2 separate regions of the Homo sapiens genome follow, and region 2 is linked to region 1. Evidence: chromatin contacts called from ENCODE Hi-C or POLR2A ChIA-PET data. All regions are on one chromosome and are shown on one strand. The core of a region is the stretch at or near the end of the contact, and the rest is flanking DNA. Distances in the headings are between cores, read along the strand shown.

Evidence for each region. Hi-C counts contacts between places; a loop is a spot of excess contacts on that map. ChIA-PET counts read pairs that join two places held with the same protein, here RNA polymerase II (POLR2A). Pooled maps may share reads with other maps.
Region 2: a pooled map shows a loop between it and region 1 (6-fold over the local background). The contact joins the promoter of SELENOH here to the promoter of SERPING1 in region 1. A Hi-C loop is called at or near these places in 4 of 50 pooled maps. POLR2A ChIA-PET finds 5 or more read pairs at or near these places in 4 of 52 experiments (Caco-2, H1, HepG2 and 1 more).

Annotation. Positions count from the first base shown.
Region 1 is chr11:57,594,534-57,599,410 of GRCh38, forward strand. It overlaps SERPING1 (serpin family G member 1), which reads left to right and starts at 3,152. Exons shown (of 8, transcript NM_000062.3): 1 at 3,152-3,189; 2 at 3,716-3,788. The coding sequence starts at 3,738.
Region 2 is chr11:57,737,864-57,742,740 of GRCh38, forward strand. It overlaps SELENOH (selenoprotein H), which reads left to right and starts at 3,628. Exons shown (of 4, transcript NM_170746.4): 1 at 3,628-3,854; 2 at 3,946-4,091; 3 at 4,254-4,384. The coding sequence starts at 3,733. The coding sequence ends at 4,354. It overlaps TMX2 (thioredoxin related transmembrane protein 2), which reads left to right. Exons shown (of 8, transcript NM_015959.4): 3 at 50-163; 4 at 491-567; 5 at 801-907; 6 at 1,111-1,176; 7 at 1,268-1,397; 8 at 2,236-3,110. The coding sequence ends at 2,382. All of the region lies in intron 2 of TMX2-CTNND1 (TMX2-CTNND1 readthrough (NMD candidate)), which reads left to right. RefSeq lists enhancers at 3,330-3,449, 3,770-3,819, 3,970-4,139.

The sequences.
Region 1 (4,877 bases), core at 1,902-4,401:
GAGAGTTGAGAAAATAGTCCCTCCAACCATTTTCTGTGTCCCAAGAACGGAGTGACCCTGATTTCTCAGAATTCTTTTGCCCTGTTTCCAAGTTTTGGATAATTTTTCTTTTTTTCTTTTCTTTTCTTTTTTTTTGAGACAGTCTCACTCTGTTGCCCAGGCTGGAGTGCAGTGGCGCAATCTCGGCCCACTGCAACCTCCACCTCCTGGGTTCAAGCAATCCCCCCACCTCAGCCTCCCAAGTAGCTGGTACTACAGTCGTGCACCAGCATGCCTGGCTAATTTTTGTATTTTTAGTAGAGATGGGGTTTTGCTATGTTGGCCAGGTTGACCTCGAACTCCTGACCTCAAGTGATCTGCCCACCTCAGCCTCCCAAAGTGCTGGATTACAGGCATGAGCCACCATGCCCAGCCGAAAAATTTCTCTTAAGAAGGAAAACTAAAGGTGTTTAGTTTTTCACACTCTATAATGTGAGAGAGTTCAGCTACAGCAACTTGTACCTTCAGTATTAGAGGACTCAACTAGGAAAAAACCTGATAAAAATGCTCTGAGTACAGGAAGAGCTTTAGTGAGAACTTGTACCTCATTCAACATCAGGAAATTCACAGGCGAGAGAAGCCATGTGCACCTACAACATGAGGGAAGAGGGATTCTGTGGGTTCAACTCTCCTCAGTCACCAGAAGGAAAGGTCCTTGTTACAGAGAAATCCTAGACCTGCTCCCAGTGGGAAGAGAACTGAATTCACAACCTTACACTGATTGAATATCTCAACATCCACACTAGGGAGAAATTCCGCAAACATCCTGATTAAGTCAGTTTCAGCTCCAGCTTCAGCAGGCAGGGGAGACTTCACAAAGCAGACATCATTTAAATGTGCAGAGTGCAGGAATGGCTTTGGCCAGAGAGCTATTATAGATGGCTGAAGGAGGTAGACCCACAAGCTGGGAAAACCTCTCCACTGGGGCTTTTTCACCCTGGAACTTTGGCCCACAAAGCATCGTACTCTTGCAGCTGTACCCAGAATATTCCCTTTGCTGTCTGCTTCAGGTTAGCCCCTGGTGTGTGTCAATAATTTGTAAGGGTTAATAAAGAACTGTTGGGTCAAACAGACCTGGTCCACATCCTGGCTCTGTCACTTACTGGCTTTGTGATATTAGGTAGATCAATTAATTTCTCTGAGCCTCATTTTAACTTGTTTAAGATGGGATTAATATAGCACCTACTTCATAGGTGATGAGAATTAGTGAGAGGATGAATGTAAATGCATGGTGAGCACTCAGTGAATTAGGTTGCTTTCCACCACCTTCTTTTCCTTTGGCTGACCCATTTCCCAGAATCCACAAGCTCATAGTCCCTTTGAGCCCACCAGCTTGAGCACTGGGGATGGAGAAACGTTGTTTTGTGTGCAGCTGTTCAAACGATGGCTCTGATGTTATATAACTTTCCCATGGTTTAGGAGGTTCCCAAGTGGCTTCAGAGAATAAAGCACAAAGCTGGGGAAGACTCTTTCTGGGTCTTGTCCAAGGACCCCCGAGGAGACACACAAATATTCTCCTGTTTCTGTCCTTGGTCAGTCCCTTAGAGTAGCAGTTCTGGTGCTAGCAGCAAACTTTCCTGAATGCTCCAAACACAGCCAGAGGATAGGCCTGCAGTGAGATGACGATAGAACATGATAGCTATATTAGGTCATCAGAGACAACCTGTTTGTTTTGCAGATGAGGCAGAGTTATCAGATTTAGCAAAAATACAAAATGCCAATTATATTTGAATTTCAGATACACAACAATGACAACAAAATTTATTTTACCATAAGTATATTCCAATGTAAGCATTTTTACCATAAGTATATCCCAATGTAAGTTTTTTTTTTTTTTTTTAGAGACAGCAAGTGTCTTACTCTGTTGCCCAGGCTGGAGTGCAGTGGCATGATCAATGCTAACTGCAGCCTTGAACTCCTGGGCTCAAGGGATCCTCCTGCCTCAGTCTCCTAAAAGGCTGGGATTACAGGTATGAACCCCCAGGCCTGCCTACTTCGTGTGTTTTATCTGGCAATGCTGAGAGGACAGCTAGATGTCGAGGACAGCCAGATTTCGAGGACAGCCAGACGTCAAGGGGGAAAGCAACTTGCTGGCTCACACAGCCAGCCAGGTCTATTGTGGAGCCCTAGTCGCAAACACATACACCCCAGCTTTCAAGTTTTTAAATATTTATTTAGTTAGTTATTTGTTTTTTGAGACAGTCTTGCTCTGTCACCCAGGCTGGAGTGCAGTGGTGCAATTTCAGCTCACTGCAACCTCTGCCTCCCAGATTCAAGTGATTGTGCCTCAGCCTCCCTAGTAGCTGGGACTACATGTGCGCGCCTGCACTGCCCAGCTAATTTTTGTACTTTTAGCGGAAACGGGGTTTCCCCATATTGGCCAGAGTGGTCTCAAACTCCTGACCTCAAGTGATCCACCCACCTCGGCCTCCCAAAGTGCTGGGATTACAGGCGTGAGCCACCGTGCCCGGCTAGCTTTTTTTTTTTTTTTTTTTTTAATTAGGTTGAATGCTTGTTGAGCTGGGTGCCTCACATCCGTTGTCTGTTATACAAAGAACTACTGATTATGGGTCTCTACGAGCAAAAATGGCAGAACACCTACAGGGCACAGGGGAGATGGGAGCAGGGATTAGGCTTCAGAATACTTCTCCAAATGAGGGTGATCAGGGCCCGACATTTCACTGCTCTAAGGCTCAGTATCTTAACTATCAAATGGGTACAATGGGGCACAAAGGGTTACTTTGAGGAATAACGGAGGTGAGCAATTTCCAAAAAGTTCATTCCTTTAAAAACTGCGGAGCACATTTTGTGTACATGCTGTTTTTATTGTTACTCATGAAGACGCGGGGGAAGCTTTGGTTGTGTAAAGCTGAGAACTGCACCCAAGCTTCCCCGTTCACCCCACCTACCAGGGGATTTGGGCTAAATTCCTGGCCTGGCCCACAAAGAAGACCAAGCGGTCAGTCCCATTCCGTCCCATCCTGATTTACAGGAACTCACACCAGCGATCAATCTTCCTTAATTTGTAACTGGGCAGTGTCCCGGGCCAGCCAATAGCTAAGACTGCCCCCCCCGCACCCCACCCTCCCTGACCCTGGGGGACTCTCTACTCAGTCTGCACTGGAGCTGCCTGGTGACCAGAAGTTTGGAGTAGGTTTGGTGCTGGGCAGGGGTGGGGAGTAGGGTGGAAAGCATGGAGTGAAGAGGTCTAGGGAGGGGGTCTCCTCACCCCCGCCTTCCTGCCCGCCTTGATCTCGGGGGTCTCTATAGGCTTGCTTCCACCTGGGACTTCTGCCTCCTCCTACCCCAGCCCCTCCCGCCTCAGGCCTGTTGTGCTCAGCCCCCCAGGACCTCCCCTCCCCCACGCCTCTGGCCTCATTGTTTGGTTAAAGCAGGACCCCCTCCCCCTCCCACCACCTCCCCTCCGACTGAACAGATGGACAGAGACCCGGGCCCACGGGGAGAGGAAGGGCCAGCCGGTGCCGGGAAAGGGAAGCGGTTTGGGGAAAACAAAACAGAGGGAGGAGCCAGGGAGAAGGTGGCCCCAGGAGGGAGGAGGAGGGAATTCGCTAAGAGGGACTGGGGCCTGAGACGGAATGGGGGCGGGCCCCGGGCGGGGTGGGGGCCCCTGGGCTCCCAGGGTGGGAGCTGGCTCCGAGGCTGGCTGGCTCCGCAGGTCCGCTGACGTCGCCGCCCAGATGGCCTCCAGGCTGACCCTGCTGACCCTCCTGCTGCTGCTGCTGGCTGGGGTATGTGGTCCCTTGTGGGATGGGGGACGGGGGTGGAGACGGGAGGCGGGATGGTGCGGGGTGCGGGCGGTGGCTGAGGATTAACCCTTCAGGCTCCGGGGAATGAGGAGAGCTCCTCTTGGGATCATTGAGTGTGATCCTTGCACACGCACTCGTAGATGGTGGAAAGAGCTCAGGACTCAGACAGATGCAAGTTCTAATCTTGGCGGGCCATGTAGGAGCTGCGCAGCGTGGTCCTGAGGACGTCACTTTTCTCAGCCTACTCCTCCTGATTTATAAAATGTTGAATAAACAGATCCCACCCTGTCCACCAAGCAGGCTTGGCAGGAGGATCACATAGGGCAAGGAGATGGGAAGCATTTTGTGATATCAAAGCAAGAGTTTGTTGTAGAAAAGAGCTGTGGGGAGGAGAGGTTTGGCTGCTGTGACACAGACGGTGGTCCCAGGCTAGGGCCTGTGAAGACAGGGAAGAATGGTAGCAAACATACGTGGGTCTGGGTGGGGGTCAATAGCAGTGAGAGGTCCCAGTGGTCTGGGAGGTCATGGACTAGAAATAAGGCTAAGAAGTGCAGGATCCCAGGAGAAAGGTAGGTAGGGGTGTGTGTATGTGCGTGTGTGTGTGTGTGCACGCGCAAGTTGGTATCACATACTCAGCAGATGATGTAGTTATGAGCAGGGAGTTTGGAATCAGAGACCTTGTTTTGACCCCTAGCTGTTTCTCCCATTTCTGTGAGACCCTGGACTAGTTAATATGTGTCGGTATGAGTTTCTCTACCTGTGAAATGGAGCTAATGCGTGGTTTCTCAGTGGAGGATCTGTTGACATTGGGGCTGGATAATTCATTGCTGAGGGGCTACCCTGCGCATTTTAGGATGTTTTGCAGTATATCTCTAGCCTCTACGCACTAGATTCCGGTAGCATCTTCCCTGCTGTCTCCCTGTGACAACCAAAAATGTCTCTGGACATTGCCAAATATCCCCTGGGAGTCAAAATTGTTTCAGAGCCGCTGGCCTATACTACTTCTCTCTCCCTCCCTTCCTGCCTCCCTTCTTTCCTCCTTCCCTTTCTTCGTTCCCTTCCTAATGTGTA
Region 2 (4,877 bases), core at 2,378-4,877, 140 kb after region 1:
ATATAGGAGTGCACAGCCCAGCCTGACCTGTGACATCTCTGTGTTTCAGTCACTGTGGAGCAACATATAGGCAACATTTTCATGTTTAGTAAAGTGGCCAACACAATTCTTTTCTTCCGCTTGGATATTCGCATGGGCCTACTTTACATCACACTCTGCATAGGTGAGGAGACTGCCTTTCTTTCTTTTTTTTTTTTTGTAAGACTGTGTTGATAGACTTGATTGTGGAAACCACAGTCCCAACAGTTGCAATCCCAAACATGTTTCTCCATACCCTTCTTCCATATCTCATACCTAATGAATTATATATGTAGCTCAGATGATAACAGTTTACAGAGACTGTTATTGTAGAGGTAGGGAATGTGTTGGTGGTCTACATATATCCACAAGTGTGTATTATTTGGGGGCTGAAATCCTTGGGTTGGTTTGGAAGTAAATTCCCTGTGTAAGGCTTTTTATGTTTCCTTCGACATCTTCTTTCTGTATTTAGTGTTCCTGATGACGTGCAAACCCCCCCTATATATGGGCCCTGAGTATATCAAGTACTTCAATGATAAAACCATTGATGTGAGTGCTCTTTCCCCTTTCTGTTTCTTGGGTCCCTTGTGGGTGATTTTGTAGTTGTGCTCTCCATTCACTAGGAGGAACAACAGTGCTTCAAAATGGATGTCACGGGCACTGTGGTTCATTATGAGAGCCGGGGGAGAGGGAACACCAGGATGAGGAATTAGATGCTAAAGTCTGAACCTTCCCAGGAGGCTATGTGGATCCAGCTGACTTTTCTTCCCTGTATTTGGCAGGAGGAACTAGAACGGGACAAGAGGGTCACTTGGATTGTGGAGTTCTTTGCCAATTGGTCTAATGACTGCCAATCATTTGCCCCTATCTATGCTGACCTCTCCCTTAAGTGAGTAGTGCAAAGGGAGGGATGGTGGAAATGGAGATGCTGTGCCTTCCCTCTCACTGTTTTTGGCTTTTCTTTTTCTTTTGGCCTTGATTTTCACACATGGTAACCAAAGGCATCTCCCTCTCCCCTCTTAAATATCTATACTTCCACTTTCCTTGATCCATTATTTTTTTTCAGCATATTAAATAATATATTCTTTTCAGATACAACTGTACAGGGCTAAATTTTGGGAAGGTGGATGTTGGACGCTATACTGATGTTAGTACGCGGTATGTAAAGACCTGGGCAGAGGGTCTGAGCAGGGAAATCACTTTGAGTGATACATACAGGGACATTTAGAGAACTTTCTGGGCCCTGCAGGTACAAAGTGAGCACATCACCCCTCACCAAGCAACTCCCTACCCTGATCCTGTTCCAAGGTGGCAAGGAGGCAATGCGGCGGCCACAGATTGACAAGAAAGGACGGGCTGTCTCATGGACCTTCTCTGAGGTACCTGAAAGGAAGGGCAGGTGCATGAAGGGTGCAGAACAGTAGGTGGGCTTTCAAGCCCTACCCGGGTTTGATTCACAGCTCTGCCACTTGCCCATTAGCTTTGAGGGTGTGGACTAGTTACTAGACCTCATGTTTTAATTCATTTAGCAAATATATATTATGTGCAGACCTGCTAGTACTGGGTAACAATCATTAGTTAAGATTTGGTCTCAGGCCAGGCACGGTGGCTCACGCCTGTAATCCCAGCACTTTGGGAGGCCGAGGCTGGCAGATCACCTGAGGTCAGGAGTTTGAGACCAGCCTGACCAACATGGAGAAACCCCGTGTCTACTAAAAATACAAAAATAGCCGAGTGTGGTGGCGCATGCCTATAATGCCAGCTATTTGGGAGGCTGAGGCAGGAGAATCGCTTGAACCCGGGAGGTGGAGGTTGCAGTGAGCTGAGATTGCACCATTGCGGTCCAGCCTGGGCAACAAGAGACTCCATCAGGAAAAAAAAAAAAAGATTCTGTCTCGAAGGCCACTGCACCTATTGTCTGTAGGTGTTAGGTTCCCTGTCAGTTAATTGGAGGTAATAACCCCTGGCTTACAGGGTTGTTTTGCAGATTACATTAAATAATTTAGGTATAATTCTTGGCACGGTGATTGGCACATAATGGGTATTTAACTATTAGTTGACTTTTCTGGGTACCTAAAAAAGAGGAAGGTTAGGGAAGATTTTTGTCCTTTGCTTACTCCTTCCTTTCCCAGACTTTGTGTAAAATACCTCTTACTTCCCAGGCTCTTTACTCTCCCTTCCAACCCAGATCCTGACGTGTGCATCTCTTTTGTGCAGGAGAATGTGATCCGAGAATTTAACTTAAATGAGCTATACCAGCGGGCCAAGAAACTATCAAAGGCTGGAGACAATATCCCTGAGGAGCAGCCTGTGGCTTCAACCCCCACCACAGTGTCAGATGGGGAAAACAAGAAGGATAAATAAGATCCTCACTTTGGCAGTGCTTCCTCTCCTGTCAATTCCAGGCTCTTTCCATAACCACAAGCCTGAGGCTGCAGCCTTTTATTTATGTTTTCCCTTTGGCTGTGACTGGGTGGGGCAGCATGCAGCTTCTGATTTTAAAGAGGCATCTAGGGAATTGTCAGGCACCCTACAGGAAGGCCTGCCATGCTGTGGCCAACTGTTTCACTGGAGCAAGAAAGAGATCTCATAGGACGGAGGGGGAAATGGTTTCCCTCCAAGCTTGGGTCAGTGTGTTAACTGCTTATCAGCTATTCAGACATCTCCATGGTTTCTCCATGAAACTCTGTGGTTTCATCATTCCTTCTTAGTTGACCTGCACAGCTTGGTTAGACCTAGATTTAACCCTAAGGTAAGATGCTGGGGTATAGAACGCTAAGAATTTTCCCCCAAGGACTCTTGCTTCCTTAAGCCCTTCTGGCTTCGTTTATGGTCTTCATTAAAAGTATAAGCCTAACTTTGTCGCTAGTCCTAAGGAGAAACCTTTAACCACAAAGTTTTTATCATTGAAGACAATATTGAACAACCCCCTATTTTGTGGGGATTGAGAAGGGGTGAATAGAGGCTTGAGACTTTCCTTTGTGTGGTAGGACTTGGAGGAGAAATCCCCTGGACTTTCACTAACCCTCTGACATACTCCCCACACCCAGTTGATGGCTTTCCGTAATAAAAAGATTGGGATTTCCTTTTGATTGCGCGTTTGTGTGTTTCTGTATTAGAAAAGCCTGACAACTGCAGAGGAATTGCCCATCTTAAGGGCAAAGGCCATCCTATTTGGTTTCACCAAATGCCGGGCATTGATCCCCAGGACTGGCAAGAGTTGGAGAAGTCTAGTTTCCATAAATCTAGAATAGCGGCCACATGTTGTTAGGTGGTGGGTTTACTCTGGGATTGGCCTGCGGTTGCCAGGGAGGAGAGTTTGGCGGCAGATGGTGGCACACAACATTTAGCGCCATGCAAAGGTACAGAAAAGATTGCGCGAAGCGAGGCTAGCAGTCGGACCTAGTCTCCGCCCCTTCCTGCTGTGTTCACCATCCCAGCGTCCCCTGTCCCCTCCACCCGAAGCGATGGGTGGTTCCGTCAGGCGCTTCCCGCACCTTCCCGCTCCCTGCTTGCAAAGTGGTTGTGCCCCAAGGTCCGCCTCCAGGCCACGTGGGTGCTGCGGGCCAAGCTTTCCCTTCCTTTGAGAGAGGTTTCCGCTGTAGGAGCAGAGCTTCCGGGCTGCGCTCTTCGTTGCCCAGTTTCCGCTCAGTGGTCGCGTCTCCGCCCCCCACCCACCAGTCCCGCTGCATTCTCGGCCGGGCTCTAGGCGCCATGGCTCCCCGCGGGAGGAAGCGTAAGGCTGAGGCCGCGGTGGTCGCCGTAGCCGAGAAGCGAGAGAAGCTGGCGAACGGCGGGGAGGGAATGGAGGAGGCGACCGTTGTTATCGAGCATTGGTGAGGGGCCTGGAGAGTAACGGGAGAGAGGGAACAGTGGCGCCGGGGGGGGCCAGGGGCCCCGGTTTCTAACCTCTCCGTCTCTCCCTAGCACTAGCTGACGCGTCTATGGGCGCAACGCCGCGGCCCTGAGCCAGGCGCTGCGCCTGGAGGCCCCAGAGCTTCCAGTAAAGGTGAACCCGACGAAGCCCCGGAGGGGCAGCTTCGAGGTGACGCTGCTGCGCCCGGACGGCAGCAGTAAGTGGGGACCTGGATGTGGGGGAGAGGGACGTGGGTGAAAGGGACGTGGGTTCCGAAGACAGGAAGCGCTATTCTTAGAAACCACGGCAGTCTCATGACTTCAGAGACGTGCTCGTGGGTTCCGAAGTATTGTAACTTCGCTTCATTCTGGCCTTTCAGGTGCGGAGCTCTGGACTGGGATTAAGAAGGGGCCCCCACGCAAACTCAAATTCCCTGAGCCTCAAGAGGTGGTGGAAGAGTTGAAGAAGTACCTGTCGTAGGGAGATTTGGGTAGAAGCCCTCATGCTGAGGTTTGAAATGGGAAGTGGGGGGCGCGACCGCTGTTGAGGAAGAGAAGGCATTGATCTTGGTGTGGCTACAAGTACCCACCTGGCGTGGGTAGCTCACGCCTGCAATCCCAGCACTCTGGGAGGTCGAGGCAGGAGTGGATGGCCAACACAGGGAGACCCTATTTGAAAACAAAAAACAAAAAAAAGACACAATATTGTTTTCTGTCTAGTGTGCCCTAAGTGGAATTTATGTCCTTTGGGAGACTGTAGTTGACTTGCCCTGGGGGTATGGACAAGTTTTCCATTTGGAAGTTTATTTCATGTTACTTCATTTATGCTTATCCCTACCCTCTTCTGTTTGGTTCTTGGGTGTTCTGTTACTGTCCTGTGTTAACACTGCATTACAATACCATTAAATTTGGTTACAAGGATTTTGACCTTGTCTTTGTCCCTAGTGCTTCATACAGTGCTTTGGCATGTTGTTCTGCACTTATTATGTTGAGTGAGATTTGGA